Regions from separate parts of the Mus musculus genome. Here all the other regions are linked to region 1. A link is a loop called in an ENCODE intact Hi-C map of the cell type or tissue named here. Cell type or tissue: left cerebral cortex. All regions are shown on one strand. Links, peaks and the distances in the headings refer to the core of each region. The heading gives the core; the rest is flanking DNA. Region 1 has its middle 33 kb from the start of Gpalpp1. Region 2 has its middle 14 kb from the start of Gm52138. Region 3 overlaps Gtf2f2 (general transcription factor IIF, polypeptide 2). Region 4 overlaps Gtf2f2 (general transcription factor IIF, polypeptide 2).

Region 1 (5,951 bases), core at 274-5,273:
CAAGCCCCATAGAACAAGTGAGGTTGGCGCTCCCTCCCCATTCCCATTCTCTGTTTCTTCCAAAGCTGAAACAAATGCCCGAGGAGAGCAACTTAAGGAAGGAATGCTTAACTTTGGTCAGAACTTTGAGGGGAACCTGCCTCAGGTAGCACACCAATAAGTGGTGGTCACAAGTGTTCTGACTCTGTGCTCTGCCTTTTTACCCCACTGAGAAACAAGACTCACCCAGACTGTCCCCCTGGCCTTTGAAGCTGCAGCAGGGATACAGGCATTGTGATGCCCAAGGAAAAGGGAAGAACTTTGTAACAGGCTGTGCTGACAGGAGGAAAAGTGAAGCTTCCTACACAAAATGGGGGGGGGGGGGAATCTGCAGGTGTGGCTCCACGGAATAAGATGAGTCCTACCATGTGCAAATCCCAGGGTTCAACCTGTTCACATACACTGCCAAGCATCAACAGAAACAGATCTCCAAAACCCAAGGAAGGCCTTGTCCCAAGCATAGCTCACTCACTGGAAGAACAAATCCAAATCCTGTCATTCTGGAAACAAGCCCTTTTGCTAAGCAGATAGCTTTCTGAAAGACTCAGCTCAAATTGACCCTGGTGAGACAGTCTTTACCATCTGTTGAACAAAGTATGGAGAGCTTAGCACAACCAAGTCATTATCTTGTGTCTGCTGAAATAATAATGAGTGGCAAAGTGCTGGTTAACGTTATGGTAAGAAGGCAGGGCAGACAGATGGAGGGATCGCCTAGAAATTGGCTGTGGATGGTATCCGTTAGTAAACAGCTTGTCTAGCATGGACAAAGCCCTGACTTTGATCCCCAGGACTGTATAAACTGGGTGTGGCTGCCTACGACTGTAACCCCAGCACTTAGGAGCTGGAAGCAGGGGAATCGGAGTTAAAGGTCATCCTTGGCTGTGTAGTGAGATAGTGATTTGCAGGCCAGGCTGGGTGGGATGCAGGACACCCTGCCTAACACAAAAACAAAAAAAACAGCTAGGCATGGTGATGTACACATATAATTCTAGTGCTTGGGAAACAGAGGCAGGGAGATATCTGGGAGTTCCAGGCCAGCCTGGTCTACATCGTGAGTTCCAAGCCAGTCAAAGATACATAATGAGACCCTTGTTTCAAAAAAAAACAAAACAAAACAAAAATAATAAAATAAAGCAATTGCTATAGCAAAGGTGGGCGTGGTGGCATACATCGGCAATTCAGCCTCAGGAGGCATTGGCCATAGGATCGGGAGTTTGGGAAGCTCCTTGGCTACTTAGCAAGTTCAAAGCCAGGCTAGGTACAAGAGAATCTCAAAAAACTGAAAGAAAGAATAAAAGAAAGAAATTAGTATAACAGAGGAAGTTCTGTGAAAGGCTTTTTTTCCCTAACATTTTTAAATATTGGCAACATTCAGACAGTACTTATGATATGTGCCTACACAGCATTGACGTGAACAATTGGTATCACTTGACCATCTTAAGCAGGGCTATCTGTCCTTAAAGCAGCCAGAGTCCACTAGATTCTACATGCTAATGGACCAGCTGGTTTAAATGGGTCTCCATGGTTACACTCATGCTCCTGTTTCCATGGTTACGTTTCCTGGTTTCTTGCCGGAGTTAGATATATATTTGAAATTTAAAAGGAGTTTTTTTTTCTTTCTCTCCTGCCTACACAGATATGTGAGGTCTAAAGGTCTAGGATGAAAGTTTTAGTGACCTCTCGGGAGGAAAGGGGAAGATGGTAATAATGTTTGTGACAGCCGAATCTACCTAGAATGAGGAGCAGACTCAATGGGGAGCAATATTGCAGGTGGATTGATAACTCAATATTATGAACCCGGGTATTTTGCTGAACTAGAGGCGAAAGCTGTCTGGGGTGAGGGACCAGTTATTGTTTGGATGTGTGGTTCTGGGACCGGGCTGGGATGTTGTCCAGCGCTGGACTCAGATTAGATCGCCTTCAACGTCATCCTCCATCTCTGTGTGGAGCAGTGTGGCTGCCTGCTTGCACTCATTTCTCCATTTCAAATCACCACTCTGGGCTCGCTCAAGCAAGCATCTGTTTGGAGGTATCAGCCCAGGTGAGGACTCAAAGTTGGGTTTGGCTTTTCTCAGAACAGACAGATAGCCTGCGTGGAACCCAAGAGCCCCCTTGTGGTAACTAACACTTCCAGCTTTTCTTCGTCTGGAAAAAGGACTGAAACACTGCAGGATTCACTGGGGAAGAGTGTTTCTCCAGTGTGCCTCCCTGCCTCCTTCCTTCCTACGGCTTTACTGATTTTTTTTTTTAATTCATCATTCGGTCCCTGGTAAGAGTGGCAGCTTCCCTCAAACCAGCCTGGTGGGATCCAGACACCAGCCAGAACTAAAATGCCCCCTCTACTCCAGGCAGTTAGGTTGTCCAGGGATGGGTGGGCAGCTGATCCAAGCAGGGTTTGAGTTTTAATTCCTTGGGAACTAGTATTAATATTATGAGGAGATTAGACCTTTTTATTTCAGCACAGAGTTGAGAAAAGTAAAAAAAAATCTGGCCTGAGGGGGATTTTTTTTTCTTTTCTTTTTTGCTCTGTCTTCAAGAAAGAAATTTTCCCTAGACATTCTGAAGGGATCCAGTAGAGCCAAACATCTCAGGACCTATGCGTCTGTCCTGGCTTATTTGTAGAATCTCATATTACTTGCTCTCAGAAAGGTACACCTTTGTTTCTTGTCTTCTGTTTACTCCTAAAAAATATGTGTCAGGCAGCTACATAGGTCAACCCCAGGAGATGTATTTGGATCTCCTATGGCTGCCATCTAACCCTCTTAAACCCAGTTTTGAAATGCCCTTGGGGTCTGCTTCTATAGGCATTGTTACTGCCAAGCAGGCCCTGGGCGTGCAGCTCCAAGACCTTGGGAGGCTAGACTGGGAGGTGTGTGCAGGTGGAGCTCACTGCCGGACACGGATCTGCCATGATTTCCAAGGACTCCTTCAGGAACCTGGTCTTCATCTGAGCCCTCTGATTAAGGAGAGGGTGTGATGAGGCAGGGCAGGTTTTGAGGTTCTGATGTGGTCTTCTAACAGAAGGAGCCAGAGGGGAGGGAAAACTGAGGCCCAGGTGTATCCTTAGGAATTCCCAGACTGAGAGCGGGAGTGGTCGGTCTTCTCAGTGACTGACAGAAAGATGCAAAGCTCAGAGTTAATGGCTCAGTTTCCTAAGAAGCAGAGGAGGTCAGCTGACAGGGAGTGAAACCAATGACCACTCAGCGGGATGCAGACTTAGGGTAAAGGGGGCTCCAGACACACTCTTGCCCTCCTCAGCTTTGGGCTCACATCCGTTCTGCAGCCTCTGACCCAAACCAGAGTTCTCCAACAGCCTTCTCTCATTTAACTTTGGCATCCTGCTCCTTGCTACAGAAAGCATCGTCCTATGGACACAAAGCTAGAAAAGAGGGAGGCAAACCGAGAGAACGGGAGCTTCAAGAATCGACTAATGTTCCAAGCACACTGTAGCGAGCTGAGCAAGGCTGATTTAGCCTCCAGAAATTTAGCCTCACTGAAATGGTTAATGACAGCCATTTTAGTGGACGGACCAGGGGTACACATGGAAGCAGGTTTGGTTTTAACATTATAAAACTACATGTTCACAAGTCTTTATCAACTAACTTTTTAGGGATTTCTTTTGTGAGGGATTTGTATGTGTGTGTTTATGCATGTTCACGTTTGTGGATACAGGTAGATGCACACGTGTGTGCATGTGTGTTTGTGTGTAATGTGTATGCAAGTTATGCATGCTCACATGAAGGTGGATACAGGTGGATGTGTGTGTGCATGTACACGTGTGTTCCTTAATTATAGTCTACCTTGTATATTGAGGCAAGATCTTTCACTTGAATGGAGAGTTCACTGATTTATCTAGTCTAGGTAGCTGGATGGCTTCAGGGTGCTGCCTCTAGAGTGCTGGGGTTACAACTGGATCACCTATGTGCACCCAGGGTTCATGTAGGTGCTAGGACCTGAACCGGGTGCACATGGTGGCCCATCTGTAACCCCAGCACTTTAGGGGCAGAGATGGGATCCCAGAAGCAAGCTGGTGTGTCTTGGAATCCACTCAAACTGCTTGTGTAATGAGGTCTGTGCTAACGCAATGACTGGCTGCATCTGTGTATGCTCGTCTAACCTCCACAGTTACCTGCAGAGCAGAGCAGCACAGCTAACGTTGGGAGCCATTTTTATATTGCTACTGTGCTGGGCTAGAGGCAACACTGCTCTTCATTCTACTGCTCCCTTTGAGCACGAGGTATTTATCCTCTTGAGAGTGTGCACATTTATAAATACACACATGTATGTATATATGCACACACACACACATGTGGGGGAGGTTGTTGAGACAGGGTTTCTCTGTGTCACCCTGGCTGTTCTGGAACTCACTCTGTAGACCAGGCTGGCTTTGAACTCAGAGATCTACCTGCCTCTGCCTCCTGAGTAATTAAGATTAACAGAGTGTGCTACAACTGCATGGCTATTTTTTCAATATGATGCTTACTAGATTTTTTTCACACATATTGAAAATTAAGTAGTGTGTGGGGGCTGCCTGTGCCACTGTGCATATGGAGGTCAGATGACAAACTTTGGAGTTGTTCTTCTCCCATCTTATGGATTCTGGGTATCAAATTGAGTCCTTTAGGACTTGGGCAGCAGGTGCCTTTTACCTGCCTAGTCAGAGTCATTTTGATGGCCAGAGAGCAGACTTTTTTTTTTTTTGGACATGGAATTTTCTGTGAGTACCCCCCCCAAATTTCCCCTTAATTATAGAGGAAAGTCTTAGAATATCAAACCACCCTTGGTGTCTGGGTTGTTTGCAGCCGGAGCAAGCTGGGAAAGTGTCTTTGGTCAACTTGCAGTCCTTTGCTCGATATATATATATATATATATATATATATATATATATATATATATATACACACACACACACATATATACATATATATATATATATGTTTGTTTTTCTTTGTTTTATCCCTGGCAGAAATGGGGGCGGGGGCGGGGGGGGGCAGCCTAATGGTCAGCGCATCCTGGAGGAAGGGCCCTTTCCTTTATCATCATTCCAAGATCTTCCAACAAGAACTCAAAGGCCACAGATTGTTTTTACATTTTCTAAACTAACTGCAAGCATTTCTCCATCAGAGTCCTGCAACTAAATTGAAGGCACGGTGTTGGTGCCAAGAGAGGACCACTGGTGGGAAGCTGATAGGAACAGGAAGGACGGCAGGGCAGTGTCTGCCCAGGGAGCAGAGTAGACAAGGCTCCAACAGAAGCACCTCTCTGTGGCTGCCTTTCTAGGAGCAGGACTATTATTTTGAGACAGGGCCTTGCTATGCCACCCTGGTTTGACTTGGAATGAATGATGCACATCAGACTACTTTTAAACATGGGGTGGTCCTCCTGCCTCAGATTTCTGAGTGTTAGAGTCACAGGTGTGTGCCATCACTCTGGGATCCAAACTGTATTTAATCTGCATTTCTCTTTATGAGTAAGTTTGTTTCTTCTAGTATTTCTCAGAATTCTTCTGTTTCTATGACTATTGCATTTATATTCTTTGCCCAGTTACCTACTGGACAGCTAGTTTTGTTCTGGTTGAATTTTTTCTAAATGGTATTTTATCATTTTATTCAAATTCAAAGGGAATTGAGCTTTTTGCTGTGTTACGATTAGTAGGTATTCACTAATCTCTCAACTATGTTTTTGTGTTGAGTTTTCTCATTAATGGAGACCAGTTTATCAGGTTTTATTTTAGGAGTTCTGAATACTATGCCTGTTTAGAAAATCCCTGTAACTCCATGACAATAACAAAACTACCTCATGTTATAAAAGTATATCTACATAGTTTTGTTTGTTTGTTTGGTTGGTTTGGTTTGGTTTGGTTTTTGAGACAGGGTTTCTCTGTATAGCATTGGCTGTCCTGGAACTTTGTA
Region 2 (5,951 bases), core at 459-5,458, 200 kb before region 1:
AATTCCTCTTCCACACGGAAGGATCGAGGCACAGAGATAGAAGGAGGAGCAGGTTCTCAGTTTGGCTGCCTACTGTTCTGGGCCTGTAGTGAGACAACACATCAGGGCAAGTGCACATGGCCTAACAAGATGCCCGTTCACGGTGGCCTGGCAGCAAAGGGAGGAAGAGGTGGAGTTAGGCTACCTTCAAGGCCACCCACTCAGGACTTAACTCTCCAATTAAACCAGCCCTCCCCCCCCCCAAAAAAAAAAGGTTCACCACTGATCTCCTGTGCTGGTTAGCCATTTGTCATTGTGACACAAACTAGAGTCATCTAGGAAGAGGGAACCTTCATTGAGAAAAAGCCTCCCTTGGATTGGCCTGTAGGCAAGTCTGTAGGGGCATCTTCTTGATTAATGGTTGATGTGGGAGGGTCGTCCCACTGGTCCTGAGTCCTGAGCAAGCCAGAAAGTAGCACGCCTCCACGATATCTGCATCAGTGCCTGCTCTACGTTCCTTCAGTGATGGCGCCATCCAAGGGCTGTAAGATGACATACCCCACCCCCCACCCCCAACACACAAGATGCTTTCTTTTGTTTACGGTGTTCATCACAGCAACTTGTTAATTGGAATGGACCAGGCTAGGGCAATTCTAAGGACGTCTCCAGTCTGCCTTTTGGGGTCCTGTGTCACAGCTGCTGGGAAACATGCTGAACACCCATGGGCTAGGAAGTGACTTGTGGCATGGTCACTCTAGAGAAAGCTCAGATCACTATTGAGCTCAGGCCCAGAGGGCTAGTAGGGAAAAGAGGTTATTGTGTGGGGGCCCGGTTCCCTGCCCCCGCCCCCCGGCTTTAAGTCTCTGGTCTTTAGAAATTCTGCCAGGCTGTGGAGAGTGGAGGGGCAGGTCCGCAGCCAGGTGCCCCCGGTGCCCTCCCTGGTCCTGGAGACTGAGCTACATTTCAAAAACCCAAACTCAAAAAGAACGCTGTCAGACCCGGGAGCCTCCTCCATCCTTCTAGCTTTCCCCATGAGCCTGGGTGGGTGGGGAGGCAACTCATCGGCTTGACATTATCCATCTCCTCCTCCTCTACTAGCGTTTTTCCGGGGACGGCAAGAAGCGGTACTGCCTGATGACAGAGAGTGGGCCACTGCGGTGGCAGCTATTTCATAAACAAGCTGGCTTTGGCCTGGAGGAGAGAGAAATGGATCCTAAAAGACTATTTGTGGTTCGCAGCACTCAGGGCTTAAAGGCCGCCTTCTGGCCTCTCTCGAGTTGAGTGATGGAGAGTTGCTTGGAAGAGGGCGCCTGCTGAGCCAAGTGGTTCTGAGATGGATGAAAATGTCAGCGTGTCCACATTGGGAGGGGCTGGGGGAAAGAAGGAAAGAGGCCAAGGGAAATCGAAAGAGCCTCTTCTTGGTACAGTGAAGTTCCTTTGTGAATCGGGAGCCCGACCCACTGTGGCTGGGGGAGCCCAGGCCTGGCCCATTGCTTAGCAATGGAACTCAATGCTGTTACTCGATGTTGCTAAAAGCCATCCAGGTGAAAACTTACAATCGAAGGCAGGTGGTAGGAGGCAAATGGCTTCGGCTGCATCTCATCGCTGAAATGCGTGGTGGCTAAGTGGAGGGGAAGGCTGTCTCGCTTCTATAAGCAGAAAGATACCAAACATTCCCCTGGGAAGGAAAGTGGATCTGTTGGGACCTTTATGTTTGGTCTAAGTCTGTTGCTAATTTATTTATATAGGTATTCAAAATAGTCAAAGTGGTTAGTATGGGTTTCTCTTGAATTTATTCTTTGTAGAGACTTAAGAACTCAGCGCCCTAACCATATAGGCGCCACCCAGAACTCTTTGTCTAAAACCCCTTGTACACACATCTGCTATTACCCCATAGTGCCTCCTGTGGCTGTCTCACTGCTGCTCTTTCTTTCCCCAAAGGAAGGAGGAAGGCAGCCACGATACAATTGTGGGGGGTTCTAGACGAGAGGGTGAACAAATTGAGACTTACTACCTGAAACCACGTCCCAGGGGTTCTGACAAGAACAAACATAGAAAAGTAAGAGATGAGTCAACTCTGGTATTCCAGCTCTCACGCAAAATCTAACAAACTTCACAATCCCTTCTCCGAGGCTTTCTAGGAGAATTAAACTGGGCAATAAGGCAGCTTATTAAAATCAGAACAACTAATAATAACCGGTGGTTTGCACTCTATCTGTATCTAGATAAACGTGGCAAGGAATGACAAAATGTCTGTAACTGAGCAAAACAGTACAGTAAGTGGCTGTTTTTCCCTTTTTGGATACCATACTTCTAGCTGCTGCATGTACTCTGTGTGTAAGAAAAAACATTTCGCCGGGCGTGGTGGCGCACGCCTTTAATCCCAGCACTCAACTCTGTATGAGCATCCTCTGTTTCAAAGGGCGGGCCCTGTCAGTTTGGATGATGTGTTTCATTAGACGGCCAGCAGAGGGAGCTCGCTTGCTACCTGAAGAATCCAAGGTAAATTGAAGCACAAAGAGGCTTGGACGGGAAGATTTCAGGGCTGGAGGCTGAAAAGGACCCTGAGACAGGGGAAGGGGAGCAGGGCGGGGCGGGGCGGAGAAGCTGAGGCTCGCTGGAACTGGACGATGGAGAGGCGCTCATGGTTGGATTTCAAATTCTTGACTTTGTTTTTAGGTCTAGTTTGCTGTTGCTTAGTGGATAACTAAGTGCTCAGCCCACCCTCTCAATTTGTCCTGCTCCTGGGGTCCTTAAGCAACGACCAGCTACAAACCATGCAACCATGAATGACGCGAGCAACCCCGAGTGTGGGGGTGTGTATCCACAGAGGAGAGCAGTGAGCGAAATATACCCCAAGTAAGCATGTGTTGCAAAGAAAAAAAAAAAAAAATCTGACTAGAGGCAGAGAAGGGGCCAGTGGATAGAGGCCGGCCCAGAGAACTGACTGCCTGAGTTCCATCCCTGGTGACAGGAGGTGACAGGAGAGAAGTAGTGACTCCAGAGGGCTGTCTTCTGACCTCCACACCTATGCCATGTCACATGGGCCTGTGCACACAAGAAAGGAAGAGAGAGGGAGAGAGAGAGAGAGAAAGAGAGAGAGAGAGAGAGAGGCAAAGGTACTTGCCACCAAGCTTTACAACTTAGTTCATCCTGAACTCACAGAGAGAAAACTGATTCTGAAAGTTATAAATTGTCTGACCTACATACATATACCATGGTACCTGCATCCCCAGTGAACACACTACACACACACACACACCACACACACACACACCACACACACACACACACACACACACACACACACACCCCATGTGAGTAAGAAAGTAAAAAGAATTCAAAGTAGGTAGCTTTTATTTTGAAATATATGCTAATTGCTTGCCTCTCGTCTAGCATGACTCACTGTATTAATTATATATTACTGTTACAAAATAACCCTCAACGGTAGTCTAGGAAACAACAAACACCATCTGTGAGTTTTGTAGGTCAGGACCTAGGGTGGTGTCAGCTTGGATCTCCCTTTTAGCTTTCAGTGAGGTATCATCTGTAATCATGTTACTGACTGGGCTAGCACAGCCACTTCTGGGATAGCTCCAGCAATTCCCCAAGCGGAAGCAGGATTGCTGAGATTGAGGTAAGCCTGGGCTACACAGTGAATTCCCAAATAAAACAAACAGAAAGAGGAAAAAAAAAAACAACAAACAAACAAACCAGCATCCCAGAGATTTAGTTCCTATGAGCACAAAGTCTCCTTCTGTGGACTAGGAGACTTCTCTCTCCCTCTCTTTCTTTTTCTTTCTTTCTCTCTCTCTCTCTTTTTTAAAGATTTATTTATTTTATTTATATGAGTACACTGTAGTTGTCTTTTTTTGTTTGTTTGTTTGTTTTGAGACAGGGTTTCTCTGTGTAGCCCTGGCTGTCCTGGAACTCACTCTGAAGACCAGGCTGGCCTCAAACTCAGAAATCTGCCTGCCTCTGCCTCCCAAGTGCTGGGATTAAAGGCGTGCGCCACCACTGCCAGGCTGTAGCTGTCTTCAGACACATCAGAAGAGGGCATCAGATCCTGTTACAGATGGTTGTGAGCCACCATGTGGTTGCTGGGAATTGAACTCAGGACCTCTGGAAGAGCAGCTCAGGAAGCAATTTCTTGGAGAGATTTGTGTTGGGAGCATGCCCTTTTTAAAAAAAAATTATTTATTATATGTAAGTACACTGTAGCTGTCTTCAGACACCCCAGAAGAAGGCATCAGATCTCATTATGGATGGTTGTGAGCCACCATGTGGTAGCTGGGATTTGAATTCAGTACCTTTGGGATAGCAGTCAGTGCTCTTAACCGCTGAGCCATCTCTCCAGCCGCCCCCCGCCCCCCCCCCCCCGCAATTTTTAAATCAAAATTTATTTTATGTGCATGTGTTTTGCCTGCATGTATATTGTGTACCACTTGAGTACCTGATGCCCTTGGAGGTCATAAGGAGACATCAGATACCTAGAACTGGTACAAACGCTTGCGGGTCAGGGAATTGAACTCAGATCCTCTGTAAGAACCACAAGTGCTCTTTAAAGTCCTGGTGAGTCCTGTCTGTAGCAAAACACAATTATTATTAAGCACATGTATTCTTCGATCATGACAACAATGTATTAAGAAGAACAAGTCGCCTGCCTTTGGCTGGGAACATTCCCCTTGTTTCTTTCTGCATGCTAATGTCATCTAGCACACGGAGAGTTATACTGCACAATGAAAATCAACACAAGTCCACGTCTGCATCACTTTTGCTGTATAATAAATAACTCAAGTCTTTCCGTGGATGACCAGACACTGGCCAACTCTGAAAGATAGCTGGGGTAATTCTTATATTATTTTTTCTCAAGGAATCAAGGTTCTAAGCCCCCCCACAATGGAGAAAGGCGATGAACTCAGTTCTAACCTGAGTGACCTTGCACGATATTAAAAGCAAAGAGAAGGGCTCCGACAATCACTCAGCAGAGAGCCTTAACTTCTGACAGCTGAGGTGGCGCTCAAGCATTAAAGAGCTGTGCCGCGGATCCCAGCACAATAGAGACTCTGCAGCACTTCTGAGAGGGAGGGGGGGGAGAGGGGAGAGGGGAGGGGGAGAGGGGGAGAGAGGGAGAGAGGAGAGGAGAGAGGAGGGAGAGGGAGAAGGGAGGAGAGAGGGGGAGGGAAAGGGAAAGGGGAGAAGGAGAGAGGGGGAGGGAAAGGGGGAGGGGAGGCAGTCAGCTTCAGGACCGCAGTGACCCTCAGTGGAAGGTGCTTGCCAGTCGAATGCTGTGTCAAGAAGGCCAAGTTTGCACTGGGCCTGGCAGTTTATCCTAAACCGGGAACCTCGCGGAGATCAGCAGGGCTCCTGCACAAGCGGACATACAGATCCACAATTCCTTCATATAGAAAAAGCATCACGCTTACTAACATCATGGAGGGAGCTGGTTGTTGTTTTTTGAGGATAAAGATTAAGATCAGAGCCTGGCGGTAGTGGCACACGCCTTTAATCCCACCACTTGGGAGGCAGAGACAGGCGGATTTCTGAGTTCTTCTGAGTTCGAGGCCAGCCTGGTCTACGGAGTGAGTTCCAGGACAGACAGGACTACATAGAGAAACCCTGTCTCAAAAAAAAAAAAAAAAAAGAAAGAAAGAAAGAAAGAAAAGAAAAGATTAAAATCAGAATAAGAACAGCTCAATAGCAGAAAATATCGAAGTGACCCCTTCCCAACAGCAAGATCTAGTGGTTTAGAGACTGTAATGGGGCTGGGGAGATGGCTCAGTCGATAAAGTCCTCACCATGTAAGTATGAGGACCTGAATTCCCTCTCCAGAAGCTGTGTTAAAAAGCAGGGCATGTAGCCGGGCGTGGTGGCGCACACCTTTAATCCCAGCACTCGGGAGGCAGAGGCAGGCGGATTTCTGAGTTCGAGGCCAGCCTGGTCTACAAAGTGAGTTCCAGGACAGCCAGGGC
Region 3 (5,951 bases), core at 551-5,550, 180 kb before region 1:
TTAACCAATAAAAACAAAAGTAGTTTTAATTCCCAGAGCTCCACCCATACCATAATTTTTTTCTTCTATGGAGGAGGTCTTGCTGTGTATTCCAGGCTGGTCTCAAACTCACACCTGCCTGCCTCAGTCTCCTGAGTTTTGGACACATTCATGTGCCAGCATGCCCGCTGAATGGTGTAACATGAGTTTAGTCTATAAATAACATCTTTCTCTTCAGAAAACACTTAAGAAACTTTTATGGAATCTCAGCTTTAACAGTTTACTGAGAGGAGTGGTAGACCCAGGTGTCTTTGTCCTGTCAAGGCAGGCAGGCAGGCAACTTGTGGTGTGGGCTGGCCAGGCCTGCCTGTGACTGACTCTTTAGCACACGAGTCTCTCAGTCGCTCTTCTCTTCTGTTTGGTAATGCCTGTACTCCGGCTTCAGCTCCCATGTGTTCTTGTGAATTCCTTTTACATTCTGAATGCCAATTTCTTTCAAGATTTCTTTCAGGTATCCCTAAAAACCAAACCAAAACAAAAAAAGCACCACAGATGAGGTTATCAAGGCAGGAAGTAACACTTAAAATGAAATACACTAAATACTCACAAGTAACAAAAACTAGCATCCTTAAAACCCAAATGGGGTTCCTATAAAAGGGTTCAACAAACTTTTTCTGATTCTACAATGTTTTGACGCACCAGAGGAGGGCGTCAGATCTCACTATGGATGATTGTGAGCTACCATGTGGGTGCTGGGATTTGAACTCAGAACCTTCGGAAAAGCAGTTAGTGCTCTTACCCACTGAGCCATTTCTCTAGTCCTACAACGTATTCCTCACTAAACACAGGACCATGTGCATCAAAGGCCTGGAAGTCCTAAACAGAGAGGAATCTAGAGGAAAATATACTGTAATGGCTGCTCCATGTTTACTGAATTCAATGGAGGGCAATCTGCTCTTGACTTTAGTGACTTAACAATCAGTCCACAGACTACAATCAACAGTTTTATGAGCATCCATATAAATGACACACCCTGTAGGGATAGGAAATAATAGTCAAGCAAGCAAGCATATGATGAGTACCTACAACTCCTACTTCTGTAAGATATGCTTTTCTTTAAAGACAGGATCTCATTATGCTAGACAGGCCTCAACTGCCAGAGTTCCATGAGCCTCTGTTTTCTGAGTGCAGGGAATAAAATCGTGAGCCACACCCCATCTGACCTAAGATGGATCTTCTGAGTTTCAGACTACCCCTTCCCTGTGGAATAAGGAAAGGGGTAGCCTGAAACTTTGTGTTGCCCGAGCCTGCCATAGCAGAGAGAAGACTAAGAACGAGAGGGCGCAGGCTTCCTGTGCTCGGCTTACATTATTTTATGTCCCCAGAACCTGCTTCCCAAATGATTACTGGAGTCGTGGAAATTAAGACTGTGTTAAGTGGACTACAAAACCCTGCCTTTGTTTGCCAAAGCCCACTGAAGCACCCATTGACCAATAATACAAATGACAGTAACCTCTAGAAAAGAAAGCTAATTATTCACAAGTGATGTGTCCTGCCAACCAACCAACCAACTAACAAACACCCCACCCAATCCAACTTCTGAGTATCTGCTTCAAAGAACTAGGCACAATGTCAAGATGGCTCTTCTCACTGCAGGAGGATATATAATTCACCAAAACGAGAGGCACTAATGGTTGAAGAACTCCTGTCTAGATAATATTTGCACCGAATGCACTACTACCCAAACCACATTATGTGTGAATCTTTAACAAACCCCTGTGTGTGCACATATGGACAGGATTTTACTCTGTAGCCCTGGCTGGCCAGGAACTCTCTTATGAAACCAGCTAGCTTCAAACTCAGACATTTACCTGCCTCTGCTTTCAGAGTACTGGGATTAAAGGCATTTGCCACTATGACCCCTCCCTTTATAAATAGGGTCTGACAATACAGCCTAGGCTAGCCTGCAACATTCTATGTAGACCAGGCTTGCCCTAAACTAGGGGAGATCTCCCTGGCTCTGCCTCCAAGTGCCACCAGACCCAAACTGTCCTTGTTTTTTTGAGACATGGTGTCATTAGGCGGTCCAGACTGAGCTCAAATTTGTGTTCTTCCTTTCTCTGTCCAAGTCCCTAGCCAAGATTCTGAAGATCACGCTATCTGCTCCGAGGCTGTTACAGCTCCCACACTCCAGGGATTTTGAGCTCTTGATATCCTTTGTTCTCAGAACCTCAAGGGGCCATGTTACCAAATAGTCAAATCCCTACCTGCTGATCTGAAACAATGGAGCACAATCCATTAACCCACAGATAGGCTGCCATCTAGAAGTTTGTTTCTTTTTGAGACAAGGTCTCACTATGTAACTCTGGCTGTTCTGAAACTCTCTCTGTAGACCAGGCTGGCCTGGAACTGAGAGATCAGCCTGCCTCTGCCTCCACCTCCTGAGTACTGGAATTAAAGGCATGCACCACTACTACCAGGCTTGTCTTTTAGAAATGTAACAGCAGAGACTAGAGCTCGGTGAGGTCACTGGAAAGCTTAGCATCTGTCTATTGGACAGCCTTCCACAAACAGGCCCCAGCAGGTGGCAGCAACGAGCTCAATGAGGCCTGGGTTCCCCAGGCGGTTTGCCTGCCTCCCACACCTTCTATAGTTGGCTTTGCTAAAGGCATGAGTGTGAATGAGTAAGCATTTAGGCTTGGGCAAGCAGGTAATGTGCACGTCTGCCATCTGCTATTTCAAATTACACTTGAAAAATGGGGCACTGTTCATAAACTACTTTCTAATTAAACTGGATTCATAAATGGAAAATGATGGGTTAGGCACAAATGATTTTCAGTTTAGGTGCCAAGAATGACATCTTTGTAAAATTCCAAAGAATGGTTCATTGTGAGGCTGCTAAGATCCTGTTGCACAAACAATCACACAGTTGTGGATGGATAGCAGTGGCCCAAACACAAACAGCAATCACCAGGAGCATTTCAGCAACCCAGAAAAAAGCAGCTCTTCTAACTCCGAGTTCTGTGCTTATCTGTAATCTTAGCCAAGAAAACAGAAAAGCCAGAAGAGGGGTCAACATGACATGGTAAGAAAGTCTTCACTGGGGTGGAGAGAGGGTTCAGTGATGAGAGGCTAAGCTCACAACCAAAAAAGTTTTCATTCTACAAACCAGCCGTTCCCATGCACTCCTCTTTCTCTTGGTAATGTAGCCCACGGACTCACTACAAGGAGGGAATGAGATGACCACATTCTACTCACCTGGTCAAGTAACAAAACAGAATCAGAACCATAGCACCTGACTAGGCCACAACTCTGCAGGGTTGTTTTCAAATTTCCTTAAATTTTAGGAAGTTTTAGGACTAGGTGCAAGCAGCCTGTGATTTAGTTTCTCTGCTGCCAGCCAGCCAGCCAATGCAGTTCTTTTCTTCTCCAGCTCTACCAAACCTAAGAAGCCTGATCTGCATTTTGTCAGATATTTCAGTGATAAGCATTATTTACATAATAATAACTCAACTGAACTTGATTAAGAACAGCTCAGACAGGGAGATTACCACTCCTAAGGCTTTCAGTAAGTTAATCACAAACCCTGCTTGGCATCTAGTTACAAAAACTGGCCCTAAAAGCTTAAAGCAAGTGCCCACTGTGTGCCCAGGTGGTGCAGGGGAATGTGTGTCTTCTGGGGTACCACAAGAGGAAGGGCGTTGTTATAGACAGAATTTTCTGTGCGAGTAAGTTGACTCCTTTCAGAGCAGTGGAGAGAACAAAGGACTTCCTTACTTATGAGGCAGTCAGTGACTGGAGGCACAGGCTTGCTCATTAAGAAATCAAGTACACACAGGAGTCAGCAGCCAGAGAGGGCCAGATGCTCTCAGCCCTCCAGACAGAATAAACTGGGAACAGGAGGGAAGGTGCTGCCCGGCTTCTGTGCAGCAAGGGCCTGCAGCTATCTTCTTTCCTCCTCACTGCTGCCCCACCCCTATCCTGGGTCTTCTCTGGGTTCCACTGCTGTGTTTCTTCCTCTGAAAACTCTAAGCAGCCAACAGATGGGAAGTGAAAATGGTCAAAGGATAAAACCCTGCCTGTCTCTACATTTCATTCAAACCTTGAAAACCCAGATAATTATTGCATTAATATCTGTGTGCTAAAAAAGACTCATCTGTCTGCAGTGGCAAGTGTCTTATCGGTCTGAAGGTTTCAGATAAAGTTCACTTTCTTTTTAATTTTAAAACAATGTCTCCGTGTATAGCCCTGGCTGGTCTCTGCCCCCCAAATGCTGGGATTAGAAGTGGCTCCTTTAACTTTGGTTAAAGGCAGTATTGAAGACAATGTTGGAATAGTTCCTTGTATATGTAACAGGCTGAACTTGGACTCTAATGGTTTAATTTGGGACAAAACAACCCATTACATATACCTGAAATCATTAACCACTGGGAAACAGACAGCCAAGTCTTAATAAAGGAGAACATGTCACTTATTCTGAAAAATAGCTGAATATGAATTCTTATTCAGGATGAGGTGTAGGGCAGAAAGCAGATCTACAGTTGTCTAGGATTTGCGGTGAGTGACTGCTAATGGCAGGAGATTTGGGGTGTATGTGGAGCTGCTCTGAAGCTGATTGTGGTGATGGTTGTGACTTTCAGTACTAAGGTACACTGATCTTACAGTCCACACAGAGTTTATTCTACAAACAAGGCTTTAAATTAGGAAGAATGATTTGAAATAAAACTTCATGCGCTGGCAAATCTTTTAGGAGGCTGAGGCAGGGAAGAAGCCATGTATGAGCCAGGCTAGACTATTCACTGAGTTCAAGGCTGCCTGGACTACACAGTGAAAAAAGGAAGAAAAGTTAATTTTCCAGCCCAGCAGTTTGTGTGGCTCTACATGTTATCAATAATTAAAGTTACGGAGAGTTCCAGTCTAGAAATAAGGCTCTCTGATGCTGCAACAGTCTTGCTCAGGCAGCTGAGGTGAGATTGGGAGACCCCAGATGCAGAGCCCTGGCTGCTTTTTCTCTTTGCTGCTAATGCTTCTTGAACAGAGCCCAACATAAACAAGACTCTCTCATGAAGAAAACTGGTCCCATATGACAGCAAGCCTGAAAACTCACCTCTGCAGCTTGTCTGGGAACTAAAAAGCCAGCAGAGGGCAGCTACTGATCTCACAGTTTTACCTTTACACTTTCAAACTGAGTGGACAGGCGGCTCATTAAGAACACTGGCTGCTCTTTCAGGGGACCCAAGTTCAGTTCCCAGTCCCTACACTAGTAGCTCACAACCATATGAATGTCAGTCAGGTCCAGGGGATCAGACACCTTCTCTCCTGGTCTCTGCAAGAACACGCACAGCACTCTTTACCCTGGTTACCAGTTATAGGGAAATTCCATTCATATTTTGCTCACATTGAGCTTGTGCTCTATTTTCTGCACATCTGACCACCATCAATGACACTACTTAAAAAGCAGAAAGGAACCTCATATTGTGAGAAAAACACATTTCGCCTCCTCATTAAAAAGGTATTTCATTGTTAGAAAACATTTCCTGGCTTGTCCACAGATCTATCTGTGCTGGAATAAACATCAGGACACAATAATGAGTTTCCTCTTCAGCTGAGGTTAGAACAACTGTGTCCAAGCCGCAGTACTGCCCCAGGCCTGTTAGGTTAGAAATTAGCTGTCTCTATGCAGCAATCTTTACTTAAGAACTGAAGCTGGAAGCCAGGATTTGTAGTTCAGAGCTTGAAGAAGACATGGGGATTTCCGTCTGGCTTGAGCACCTTTTATGTGAATGGGTGGCATTTGGCCTGTATGTATGCCTATCAGATACCCTAGAAATGTCGTTAGACATTGTGAAGCAGCATATGGGTACTGGGACTCAAACCTAGGACCCCTAACATAAGTACTCTAATCATGGGGCCATCTCTCCAGCCACAAATTTATTTATTTTCATTTTAGGCATATACTTGCCTGCATATAT
Region 4 (5,951 bases), core at 521-5,520, 120 kb before region 1:
TGTACTTGTGTCAGTACTAGTCTGTCCCAAGGAAACAGCCAATGCTAATTGGTATTTCAAACACAACTAACCTTGGCATGCAAACAGAACTAAACTCACATGAACATTTTTTTATTCAGTGGTGTTTTATTTTTAAATAAACAAAAAGGCTAACATAAAATATTCATAGGGAGTAAGTATCAAGCAGTATGAATGCCACTCACAGCCAATGCTTTAACCCTCATTATGAAGAGGGACTATGAAGAAACAAGGGACACGGCAGATAAGAAACTGGGCTTGTAAAAGCAGTGAAGTCAAAGCACAGATCAATACCCTGGAAACAGAATAGGAGCCACGGTCAGAGGAACCGACGGTCAAGCACAGATCGACAGCCCTAGCTGTTTTCACCTTTTCTTTCTAAAGTCACGGAACTCACCATTTCAAAGGAGAGAGCAATACAAGCAAATGTGAAAATAAGTAAAAGTTCTGGCAGGGATACAGAATGTGAAGACAAGGTGTCTTTCTGTTAATGGAAGCTCCTAAAACCACTGCTGTTCCCTGAAATGCAATGGACCTCACAGAAGAGGGATCTGCTGAGTCTGGGGACATTAGCCTCTTCCTGTAGCTGTCAATCAGGAGGGAGCTTCCTCTCATGTTACAACATACAGAACCTGCATATATTTTAATTATGTCCTATGTTGATCACTTCCCATTGGTAGAAAAGATGGAAATTCCTTCCATTATTAGCCTTGAATAAATTCTGCCTTTTACAGACAGTAGATGAGCATTACCTACCACATAATGGGAAGTAGTCCCACAAATTGGTTAGGCATTGGGCTTAACTATAGGAAACACTCAAATGAGTGACTGATTTAAATTCTCAAAGCTGCTGGAGGGCTCTTTTTATAAGGTTCGTGATTATGGTGTCTAAGAGGTTATCTCTCTATGTTGTTTTCCGAGTTTTTTTTTTTTTTTAATTTATTTTGAAATGGAACATTACTATACAGCCTAGGATATCCTTAAACTCAGGATCTTCTGGCCTCAACTTTTGGGAGCTGCAGATAAGTGCATGCAAGTATTACCATTTCAAGTGTGCTCCAACTCTTAGGAAATCAGGCCTTTTCACAAGGATGCCTCCCTGACTACAGTAGATGAGATGCTCTTTAGTTGGAGGCAAAGGCATCTAGCAGTCAATCTTTGATGCACGGCTTCGGCTCCTCCTGTGATAGAAATTGCTGGACTGCCTAATTCTACTCTGTCCCTGTAGTGAAGCAGGGAAACAAAGTCATATAAACAGGAACTGTCTCTGATATTGTCACCAGCACTAGTACATAGTTTTAGAGCTAACTGATTACCTACAATAAGCATCCATCACAGATAAATAGAAGAGTCCACACAAGCCAAGCTGGCACTCCATGAAGGCAATCATGTGGCTGAAATGGCAGTGATATGGATGAGGTGGCATGCATCAGATGTCAGTTTCCTTTCTTAAGATGCTAGACAGCAGACAAGACACAAAAGGGAAGTCTTGTATAGTAACAAAAACTCCCTGATTTCTGAACTGGTACCTTCCAACCAACAACTATTCAGTTCTTAAAATAAGTCACACCCATAGTCAAACTTCATTCTAACACTAATACACACACACACACACACACACACACACACACACACACACACACACACCCTCTGTCAGAATGTCAGAGCACATTCTCCTTAAATGCTACAGGGCTGAGAGGTTCTATCAAAGCAGTTACAAAACCCAGGTAAAACACTAAAAGCTCTCTGGAACGAAATTTCATCTTTGGTAAAGAAGCTGAATCTCATCTTTCCACTAAAAAATGATTGTGCCTTAGATTTCTAGTCCAATTTCAATTCATTTTTGAAAACCTCAGTATTAATGTTAATTTATTATCTGCTAAAGAATATATAGTTTAAAAATATCTAATGAAAATGTAACCCTATTTACAGAAAATAAAAGTTGGGCATTTTAAAAAGAGAAACTATTTTAATACCTTTAACAAGATATACATAATTTTAAAATAACATTAACTCAACAGAAATATAAGTGACTTTCATATAAAAGCCAAGCCCTTACAACAGAGTTCCTCAGGGTAATTTAGTAGACAGGTTGCTCAAGTAATGCATACTGGAAACACACCCAGATTTCTATATCTGGGGCTCTGATTCTAAAAGTATAAGCTCAGAATCCTAAAATGCTCTGGAAGGCATTTTTAAAGACGAAGGGACAGGAATGCATTCAACTCACACTATTCTGTCACTCTCTGTGAGACAACAAGTAAACCCGAACTTGCCCACGACACTATAACAGAGTAGGCATGTAGAATCAGCTTTCTCTCTGAATGTACATGGCTACATGGCTATAGCCTTCTCTGCAGCACTGAAGCAGGGTAAAATGAGCTCATGGATTTCTTACAGGAAATTGTAACTAACAAAATGTGAATGAATACTACAAAACCAGTCTACATGACTTTTTTCAACTTTTTAGTAAAAAAAATAAGTAAATAAACAACCTTGTATGAAAAGAAGTTATGCAAACTTCTTCTCATTTAACAAAGAGACCCAAATCCAAAACACATACAAATTCAACTAAATTCAAATTCAGTGTCACAACAGCAAGCCTAAATACTTTTGTCTGGGTCTACAACACTGCAAACACTATACTTTTATAGGAAAAAAATCTATATGCTAGTTTCTTTCACCTTAGGACTCCTATTATGATTTATTTGAAATAATACCAGTGCAACACATTCTATTTCCAAAAGGTGACAGTGTAACTCAGTATTAGTCTAATGACTTACACTAAGCAATGCCTTAGACCTTTAGAAATGGACAGAAATTCTTATTTACCTGGGAATTAAAGTGGAGTGGCAGTTTGTTAGAGGAAAGTCAATTTGCCCTGAATACGTCTCCTTTACTCATAAAATAGACATAGAAATCCTTTTGCAACAAATCCCTTCCCTGATACAGTTAAATGCAAATTCTCTTTTCCGTCTTACTCCAGAAAGCTCCTGCATGCATAGCTGACACGCCACCTACTGCAAAACCCAGCTGCCAGCGCAGGCGGTGCTACCAGCATTTCATTGCATCGCCAGGCTGGGAAGGAATAAAGGCGTGCTTGTGTGGTAGTGTTTCTTTTTTAAAAGGAAAAAAAAATCTCCAAGCCAAGAAGAACAAGCTGAAATAGCATCTTGAAAATGGAGCGTAAAATAATCAGAAGAGAAAAGGAAAGGGAGTACGAAGGGAGGCACAACAGCGTGGAAGATGCCGAGCAAGGCAAGAACTGCAAATCCACGCTGATGACCCTCAACGTTGGTGGATATTTATATATTACTCAAAAGCAGACACTGACCAAGTACCCAGACACTTTCCTTGAAGGTATCGTAAATGGGAAAATCCTCTGTCCATTCGATGCTGATGGCCATTACTTCATAGACAGGGACGGGCTTCTCTTCAGGCATGTCCTAAACTTCCTACGAAATGGAGAACTTCTACTACCCGAAGGATTTCGAGAAAATCAACTTCTTGCTCAAGAAGCAGAATTCTTCCAGCTCAAGGGGCTGGCAGAGGAGGTGAAATCCAGGTGGGAAAAAGAACAGCTGACCCCCCGAGAGACTACTTTCTTGGAAATAACAGATAATCACGATCGCTCACAAGGACTGAGAATCTTCTGTAATGCTCCTGATTTCATATCAAAAATAAAATCTCGCATTGTTCTGGTATCCAAAAGCAGGCTGGATGGGTTTCCAGAGGAGTTCTCTGTGTCGTCAAATATCATTCAATTTAAATACTTCATCAAGTCTGAGAACGGCACTCGACTTGTACTAAAGGAAGACAACACCTTTGTCTGCACCTTGGAAACTCTTAAGTTTGAGGCCATAATGATGGCTTTAAAATGTGGGTTTAGACTGCTGACTAGCCTGGACTGCTCCAAAGGGTCAATTGTTCACAGCGATGCACTTCATTTTATCAAGTAATTACCTGTCTCATGAACAAAGGCAACAAGCATGCAGCCAGCAAGCTTCAGAAGCCACAGAATCAAAGGCATCCCAAACAACGTGCCCAGCCAGCTAGTCCAGAGCCCGGCTGCTAAGCAAGTACTGTGAGCTAACGGTATGTAAATCTATCACTAAAGATGTCCTTCTCTGGGGTGTTCTGCCATCACATTTCCACCGACAGTGAAGCTGTGGTCTTCTAAACTGTAAATAAAGACAATGCTTTTGCTATTTATTTTTTTTTTTTTTTCCCTTAAGCTGTCTTTCAATGAGAATGTCTTGGGTACTTCATCTATCATTCACTACTGCAAATGCTAACAACATACGATTCAAAATCTTTTCTACTTAAGAGCAAAAATCCATGAAGAAGATGAACTGGTTTATAAAATAAACATGGAGAGCAAAATAAATGTACAGAGCTACCTAAAGCAGGGGTAACAGTGAATCAAAATGTGACTGTAAAACACATTCGAGCTACTGATTTGACTTTTAAAATAGCAGGCACCAAAAGCTTTATTATAGCTCCTGTATTTCATACTAGAATTATGGCTAAATTGATATTTTGCTGAAAATTTCTAGGAAACTGCTTGATAACAATAAAAAATAAATAAAAGCATTGCTAGCTTCTCTGCTTGTATTAATGATTGCAATAAAAGTTACATGTGTCACTTTAAAAACGAATAGTACCACTTGATGACTGTGCACGGTATTCTGCATTCATGCAATTAACTGTCAGGCTATTGCGCCTTGCTGATCAGCAAGGGACAGAAATTAGCCACCACTTTCCAGTACAGCACAGCATGGGTGGCCTGGTCCCAGCTGAGTGCAGGGTGTGCGAACGGAAGAGCCTATTTCACAATCACTCTATGCTCAGTTTTCAAGCTCAAAATGTTAAATGAACATTATTTAACAACACTCTTAGAGAAGAACTTTACTGATCTTTTAAAATCTTTTATGTAAAAAAAAGTCCTTCAAAATTTCATACTAAAACCTAACAAAGTCACCACCACCAACTACTCAATTTCCGTTCTGCTACACTAAAATATCTGTTCTGATGCTAAACCTCAAAATCACAAAGTTGTGCGGATTATTTCTATTTCATGCTAACATTTACAGAAATTTTAAACTTTATTTTATGAATGGCTGTTTAAGGACTATTCTCCTAGCTAAACTCTAAATGTGAGTGCCCACTTATGTTGCAAAGAGCACCTGCACCACTCCTGTGGCTTCACCTACATCATTCCTAATAGTTTCTAAGAACAAATTGTCTTAAGTTTAAAATAAACAAGCTGGAAGTGGTGATTCATGTTTGAATCCTTCCAGTTGAGGCAGGAGGATTAACACATGTTTGAGGCCAGCAAGGGTTACTATGTGAGGCTCTATCTCAAAAAAAGCAAAAAGAAAAAAAAAGGAGGCAGGGAAGCAATCATGGAAACTAACAACTATAATCCAACCTTATTAAATAAACCAAATAACCTGTTGATTATCTTGGCTGAGTTTAAATAGTTAATCATATATTATAACATTTTGGTTACATATAAAATTTAGAATGAGGCTCACTATTAATTATTATTAACTATAACTGACTTTTACTTACAAAATCTAAGGTAATATAAAAGTTGCCTATACAGACTAAAAGAAATAAATCCTTTAAAGGTACTGTGCAAACAAAGTCCTTCAAAAATTTATACTAAAACAACACTCAATGTCAACTACATACTTTTCTCAGATGTCACATTAAGAAAAAAAATGCTTTGCCTTATGTATCAAATTTTCTTAATGAGCTATATATGGCTTAATCAGGACTTACAGGGACTATTGAAACAATTAAAAAAAAAAAACTGTACAATTGCCAGTGGCTGCTATTCAACTGTTTATATACCCCCCAGACTAGGGGCTGACTTTTCCTTGGCATTTGGACTTGGTAATGAAAAAAAATTGGTAGTGATTTAATGT

What was found. Hi-C counts contacts between places; a loop is a spot of excess contacts. Peaks named below come from ENCODE experiments on the same cell type or tissue, not always from the same donor. Only the 100,000 strongest peaks of a DNase experiment are listed, where the experiment ranks them.
Region 2: it touches region 1 in a loop (7-fold over the local background); 30 of 42 quality-filtered maps call a loop at or near these places.
Region 3: it touches region 1 in a loop (8-fold over the local background); 27 of 42 quality-filtered maps call a loop at or near these places.
Region 4: a loop joins it to region 1, with 4 times the contacts of the local background. A loop is called at or near these places in 6 of 42 quality-filtered maps.

The regions. Positions count from the first base shown.
Region 1 is chr14:76,075,254-76,081,204 of GRCm38, forward strand. No RefSeq gene overlaps it. Among named protein-coding and RNA genes, the nearest start is that of Gpalpp1, 33 kb to the right of the region's middle. In left cerebral cortex, for the core only: a CTCF peak has its summit at 2,156 (motif pointing left); DNase peaks (open chromatin) are centred at 1,559 and 2,123; H3K4me3 peaks cover 509 bases; H3K27ac peaks cover 313 bases.
Region 2 is chr14:75,874,059-75,880,009 of GRCm38, forward strand. No RefSeq gene overlaps it. Among named protein-coding and RNA genes, the nearest start is that of Gm52138, 14 kb to the right of the region's middle. In left cerebral cortex, for the core only: a CTCF peak has its summit at 2,434 (motif pointing right); DNase peaks (open chromatin) are centred at 1,080, 1,983 and 2,433; H3K27ac peaks cover 174 bases.
Region 3 is chr14:75,897,158-75,903,108 of GRCm38, forward strand. Gtf2f2 (general transcription factor IIF, polypeptide 2) reads right to left here. Exons shown (of 8, transcript NM_026816.3): 8 at 1-496. The coding sequence ends at 377. Among named protein-coding and RNA genes, the nearest start is that of Gm52138, 9.4 kb to the left of the region's middle. In left cerebral cortex, for the core only: CTCF peaks have their summits at 2,562 (motif pointing right) and 5,116 (motif pointing right); DNase peaks (open chromatin) are centred at 2,597, 3,367 and 3,792; H3K27ac peaks cover 2,330 bases.
Region 4 is chr14:75,959,394-75,965,344 of GRCm38, forward strand. The region is part of intron 4 of Gtf2f2 (general transcription factor IIF, polypeptide 2); the gene reads right to left. Kctd4 (potassium channel tetramerisation domain containing 4) reads left to right here. Exons shown (of 2, transcript NM_026214.3): 2 at 3,005-5,824. The coding sequence starts at 3,198. The coding sequence ends at 3,977. Among named protein-coding and RNA genes, the nearest start is that of Kctd4, 7.4 kb to the left of the region's middle. In left cerebral cortex, for the core only: a CTCF peak has its summit at 3,038; DNase peaks (open chromatin) are centred at 3,074, 3,940 and 4,780; H3K4me3 peaks cover 2,787 bases; H3K27ac peaks cover 3,083 bases.